Linked DNA regions of Homo sapiens: region 1 is linked to region 2. The links are chromatin loops, found by intact Hi-C in ENCODE. Cell type or tissue: endothelial cell of umbilical vein. All regions are shown on one strand. Each heading gives the region's core, and the rest is flanking DNA. Links, peaks and the distances in the headings are about the cores only.

The links. A loop is a pair of places that touch in the nucleus more often than their neighbours do. Peaks named below come from ENCODE experiments on the same cell type or tissue, not always from the same donor. Only the 100,000 strongest peaks of a DNase experiment are listed, where the experiment ranks them.
Region 1: it touches region 2 in a loop (2.1-fold over the local background); 8 of 110 quality-filtered maps call a loop at or near these places.

What each region holds. Positions count from the first base shown.
Region 1 is chr11:70,333,871-70,336,780 of GRCh38, forward strand. PPFIA1 (PPFI scaffold protein A1) reads left to right here. Exons shown (of 28, transcript NM_003626.5): 11 at 1,693-1,824. Among named protein-coding and RNA genes, the nearest start is that of MIR548K, 51 kb to the left of the region's middle. In endothelial cell of umbilical vein, for the core only: no CTCF peak of the experiment used is centred there; no DNase peak of the experiment used is centred there.
Region 2 is chr11:70,279,870-70,282,779 of GRCh38, forward strand. The region is part of intron 2 of PPFIA1 (PPFI scaffold protein A1); the gene reads left to right. Among named protein-coding and RNA genes, the nearest start is that of MIR548K, 2.6 kb to the right of the region's middle. In endothelial cell of umbilical vein, for the core only: no CTCF peak of the experiment used is centred there; a DNase peak (open chromatin) is centred at 1,392; H3K27ac peaks cover 1,113 bases.

The DNA of each region.
Region 1 (2,910 bases), core at 114-2,613, 54 kb after region 2:
CGTGGCCCCCCTACCCCCTGCAAATGTAGAGGCAGGTCCATTGTCCTGAATGACTAGTCCACTTTTCTAGGATATGGCACTGAATTCCCACATGCAGGTCAGAGGCCTGACCTCTGTCCCAGGTTAAAATACTCCAAACATAATGGCGTGTTGGAATGAATGTTTCTAAGCAAGAGCAACACCGTAATTGAGCTACAATAAAAAGCACTAGGAAGGAGTGTGGCAGTGGAGACTTCTGTCCATTGAATCCTAAGATTGTTTTCCTGAAAGAGTTGGGTGGATGTCAATATGGAACATCCAGGAAAAAGATATAGCAAGAGCAGTCCCAGGGCCAGCTGGTACCAGGCCTGGGGTTTGGGGTAGATTTCTCTTTAACAAGTAGGTGGAGAAAGGAAGCATGCAGCGTCTAATTTTAGAACTCTTGCACCGTCACATCAGCCCACTTTATAACATTAATTTAAGGCTACTAGATTTTGTTTTCACCAGAAATCTGTATTCTTGGCCATGCCCTGCAGAGAATCAAAGGAGCTTCTGGGAAACGACGATTCCGACTCCCAGTGAGAGGGTGCATTTTAGGCAGTCCCCACCTCCCCTTCCAAAATGCACACTCATGCTCACAGACACAACAGTGAACTTTAAGCTGTGTTCTTTAAAAATTATTTAAATGCTGACGGAAAATAAGCACAAAGAAGGATATTGTTTCTTTCCCAAGAGGAAGTATGCGATACTCCGTATGGCACATGATGTGCTGGACCCTTTCAGGTAATGATAGTTGCTACATGTTAGACCTTATGAGAAAAGGAGAGGTCACTACCCATGTTTTCCCAGTGCAGAAATTGGGCGCACGGGGTTCGAATGCACTGCTGATGGCGCGGTCTCATGGCTGTCTCCTCCTGCCTGGGCAGCATGACTCGGGTGCACGTCGTAACCCCGTGCCATTGCCTCCTGCCTGGGAGGAGCCCCCTGAGCACTGCAAGGGCACTTGGGCGATGAGGGCATGGAGGTGCCACCTGGACAGGTGCCACCTACTGACACTTCCTGTCCCTTTCTGCCTGTCATTTGAGAAACAAAGGTTTTAAACCATGAATTTGATTATGGTTTTATAAAATAATAGACATGTCAGTTTTGTTACTACATATTAAAATTACTTAAGGTAATTATTTATAATTTTTGAATGTAAATTTCCATTACGAGAAATTTAAGCAACATAAAGATATAAAGAAAAAATATGAAGGTCTCTCTAGCACAATTTTTTTTTCCAAAACAAACTTTTTAACTTTTTTGCTTTGTAAATTAAGTTCACCCTTCCTCCCCAAATCCAGACCCAAGCTTTTAGTTACACAAGGGGAAATTCCTCTACCAGCGTGGAGACAGGCTCATCCTCTAAATATCTGCTATAAATCTGCTCCTTAAGTCCCTCTGACAGTTAACAACTAGTGACATTCCTGAGGAGTCCTGTGGCAGGAGCAGTGGGACCTTCTAGTTAATGACCTTTCCAAGACTTGTCCCGTGCTCCCTGTGTCCATGAGTTGGTTCTGGTCACCATGCAAAAGTCCACTCAAGATGGCAGTGTGGGGAGCAACTGGGGGAGGGGAGGGCACACATGGGGCTCACCCTGTTGGTCCTTGTGCTTTTAAAATAATGATCGAGGATTTACGTGAGGTTTATAAGACTTTGTTTCTCCTGCTTTAGGCAAGGCAAAGAGAAAAAATGAACGAAGAACATAATAAACGTTTATCAGACACTGTTGACAAGCTGCTTTCAGAATCTAATGAGAGGCTTCAACTTCATCTTAAAGAGAGAATGGCTGCTTTGGAAGATAAGGTAAGTTAGATAACACGGACATGCTGGAGCTTTCCCACCCTCTGCCAAAAGATTGCTCATCTGCCCCTGAGCAGGCGTGTGTAACAGTGGTTAGCAGCTGTTACCGAAAATGGGAATTATTCTTTAAAGTGGAAAAGGTATGCACAGTTATCCAGTCACTGAATTAACTTATTGTTTGCTAAGTCCATGCCCCATTTGTGTGTATGGGAAATTGTTTATCATTCTTATTCTCTAGAATGAGAGTAGGTAAGTGGTTTTTATAAAGGGCCAGATTGTAAATATTTTAGGCTTTTAGTAGTTATGAGTAATTAAATAATTTTATGCCAATCAAGTCATTAGCACAAAAGCAGCCATAAATAACGTGTAAATGAATGAGTCTGGCTATGTTCCAATAAAATTCATTTGTAGAAACAAGCAGTGGGCTGGTTTTGGCCGTCAGGTTCTAGTTTGCCAGCCCCTGCACTAGGATCATTTTTTGGGCCCAACCCTCACCCCTTTATTATTCATGCATTGGAAGTTAATTTCTGGCTGGGCGTGGTGGCTCACGTCTGTAATCCCAGCACTTTGGGAGGCTGAGGCAGGCAGATCACTTCAGCCAGGAGTTCAAGACCAGCCTGGCCAACATGGCCAAACGCCATCTCTACTAAAAATATAAAAATTAGCCAGGCCTGGGGGCACCCGCCTGTAGTCCCAGCTACTTGAGAAGCTAAGGCATGAAAATCGCTTGAACCCAGGAGGTGGAGGTTGTAGTGAGCCAAGATTGCGCCACTGTACTTCATTCAGCCTGTGTGACAGAGCAAGATCCTGTTTCAAAAAAAAAAAAAAAAAGTTAATTTCTGTCTCATTTATAAATAGGTCACTTAGGTTGTATCGTGTACTAGAAAGGGTTCAGTCAGCTGAAACCAAATAAATATTCCAACCTCTACCTTCGTTCTTTTTCATTTGATTTGGAAAAAGTTTAAGCCTGGACTCTGAGTACTGTCATCATGGAAACATGTTAGCTGTCACCAGAGCGAAGGGATATCCTAGAATCTGTGTCGGAGAAGCTCTAATGGGCAGCAGCTGGATTCCCGTTTGATAAAGCCT
Region 2 (2,910 bases), core at 304-2,803:
TGAGCCACCGTGTCCGGCCTGTGTGTGTGTGGGGGATGTGTGTGTGTGTATATTTTTGGGACAGGGTCTCGCTCTGTTGCCCAGGCTGTAGTGTAGTGGTGCAGTCTCAGCTCACTGCAGCATCTGCCTTCTGGGCTCAAGCGATCCTCCCACCTCAGCTCCTGAGTAGCAGGGACTACAGGTGCGTGCCACCACACCTGGCTAATTTCTGTATTTTCAGTGGAGGTGGGGTTTTGCCATGTTGCACAGACTGGTCTCAAACTCCTGGACTTAAGTGATCCACTTGCCTCAGTCTCCGAAAGTGTTGGGATTACAGGCATGAGCTAGCATGTGTGTATATATGTGTGTATATATATATACGTACATACATATATATATATAAATATATATGTATATAAAAATTTTTAAGAGACAGGTGGCTGGGTGCAGTGGCTCACGCCTGTAATCCCAGCACTTTGGGAGGCCAAGGTGGGTGAATCACTTGAAGTCAGGAGTTCGAGACCAGCCTGGCCAACATGGTGAAACCCTGTCTCTACTAAAAATACAAAAAATAGCCGGGCATGGTGGCACATGCCTGTAATCCCAGCTACTTGGGAGGCTGAGGCAGGAGACTCACTTGAACCTGGGAGACGGAGGTTGCAGTGAGCCAAGATCACGCCATTGCACTCCAGCCTGGGTGGCAAGAGCGAAACTCCGTCTCGGGGAAAAAGAAAAAGACAGGCACCCTGTTGTTGCCGAGGCTGCAGTGCAGTGGCGCGCGTGATCACTGTTCACTGCAGCCTCAAACTCCAGGGCTCAAGCAATCCTTCTGCCTCAGCCTTCTGAGTAGCTGGGACTATAGGTATGTGCCACTGTGCCCAGCTAATTTTTAAATTTTTTGTAGAGGCAGGGTCTTGCTATTTTGCCCAAGCTGTTCTTAAACTCCTGACCTCAAGTGAGCCTCCTACCTTGACATGTCAAAGCACTGGGATTACAGGTGTGAGCTATTGTGCCCAAAATCTAAAGTCCAGATTTTTTTTACTGACCCATCTTCCACCTCACTCATCCCCTCTTCATTTGTGTCCAATCTGCTGTTTAGCCCATAGATTGAGTTCTTAATTTCAGTTATAATTTTCAGTTCTAGAGTCTGCTTAATTCCTTTTACTATTCTAGTTCTCTAGTGAAATTTTTTCCTTTTGTCAAGTATATTTTTGAATAGTTGACATTTGCATCTGATAACTCTATTATATGGGTCACCTCCGGATCCATTTCTGTTTTTCTTTTTTCTCTAGGTTCATTTGTTGATAACGCCCATTTTTGTTTTTTTAATTGAGTCAGACATTATGTATGAAAAACTGTAGAAAGCGCTGGGTGATGCTGTCTTCCTTCAGAAAGTTTCCCTCTGTCATCTGGCACATGCCCAGAGTAGGGACAGATCATCTCAGCTCAGTCAGGGCCTGGGTGACCAGAGGCTGGGATTCAGTCAGTAAGCGTCAGTTGAAGCTGCCTTCCCCCAACCTCCTGCTCCTGGTGTAACCATCCGGGGGTTCCATCTGAAACCCTGGAGTGTTTCCCAGGGCCCCTCTTTCTTGGCGTGTCCTGGAGCCCAAGTTTTGTCTCCTTAACGCCATGAGACTACTGAAAGCCCAGCTTCTCGGCCAGGTTTGCAGAGTGTTGGGCTCATTTCCTGTGTCTCCCTTTTCTCTGGGATCTTGGCCCCTTAAGTCCTGGCTGACTGTCAGGCCTGTACTTCTTTTTGTCTCCCCAGACCCTTGGGGCTTTCTAGAGCTCTGTAGCCTCTACTTTCTGCTGAGTTTTCTTCCCAGTTATCAGTGTACTGCCCCCAAATCCTTCCAAATTGTCAAATGCACTGACAGAAAGAGTGGGGGCTCTGAATAGTGGACTCACCTCAGTGGGCCTCTCTTTGGTTTGGAATGTTGGTCCCTTCATTTGTGGCTGCCTTGGCATCTCTTTGATGCCTGCAGACTTTCAAGTCATACTCACCTTTTCTAGTTTTTGGTGGGTTGCCGGGCTACAGGCCACCCCGCGTATCACTGAAACTGGAGCTGAAGCGGGCGTGCTCTCTCTGTCTGCAGCATATGCGGAGTCTGGAGACATTGGTTATCATTACTTGATAGGGAGCATACAGAACCCACTCACCTCGCTTAGGCTACCTTGTCCAGTTTCTTTTTTTTTTTTCCAGTCTGCTTCTCATGACATTGTCCAGTTTCTAATCAGAATCCCCCATTTGCCCCTGCCCAGTCACTTAACCACTTAAAGACAGTAGAGCAAGTGGCCTGCCCAGCGGGAGACACAGCCCTTGGCCTCCAATTCCCGTCTTGGCCACTGTGTGGGCTGTTCCACCCTGCTGTAGTCTCTACTCTTCCCCATGCCCTGTGTCAGACCGAGGGAGGGTTTGTGATGACATATCTGGCAGTGGCAAAGAAGGAGGCTAGGGAGGTAGGAGAGGTTGTGTGCGTGGTGTTTAGTCTTACTTTGGAGATGGGGTCTTGCTGTGTTGCCTAGGCTGATCTCCAACTCCAGGGCTCAAGCCATCCTTCTGCCTTGGCTTCCTGAGTAGCTACCACTACAGGCATGAACCAGTGTGCCCAGCTACCTAATGTTTATTCTATGACTTGATCCCATGTATGTTTCCTTTTTGAGTGCTGATTTTTTTTTTTTTTTTTTTTTTTTTTTTGAGATGGAGTCTTGCTCTGTCACCCAGGCTGGAGTGCAGTGGCGTGATCTCGGCTCACTGCAAGCTCCACCCCCTGGGTTCACACCATTCTTCTGCCTCAGCCTCCCCAGTAGCTGGGACTACAGGTGCCCGCCACTACATCCAGCTAGTTTTTGTTTTGTATTTTTAGTAGAGACAGGGTTTCACCATGTTAGCCAGAATGGTCGCGATCTCCTGACCTCATGATCCACTGC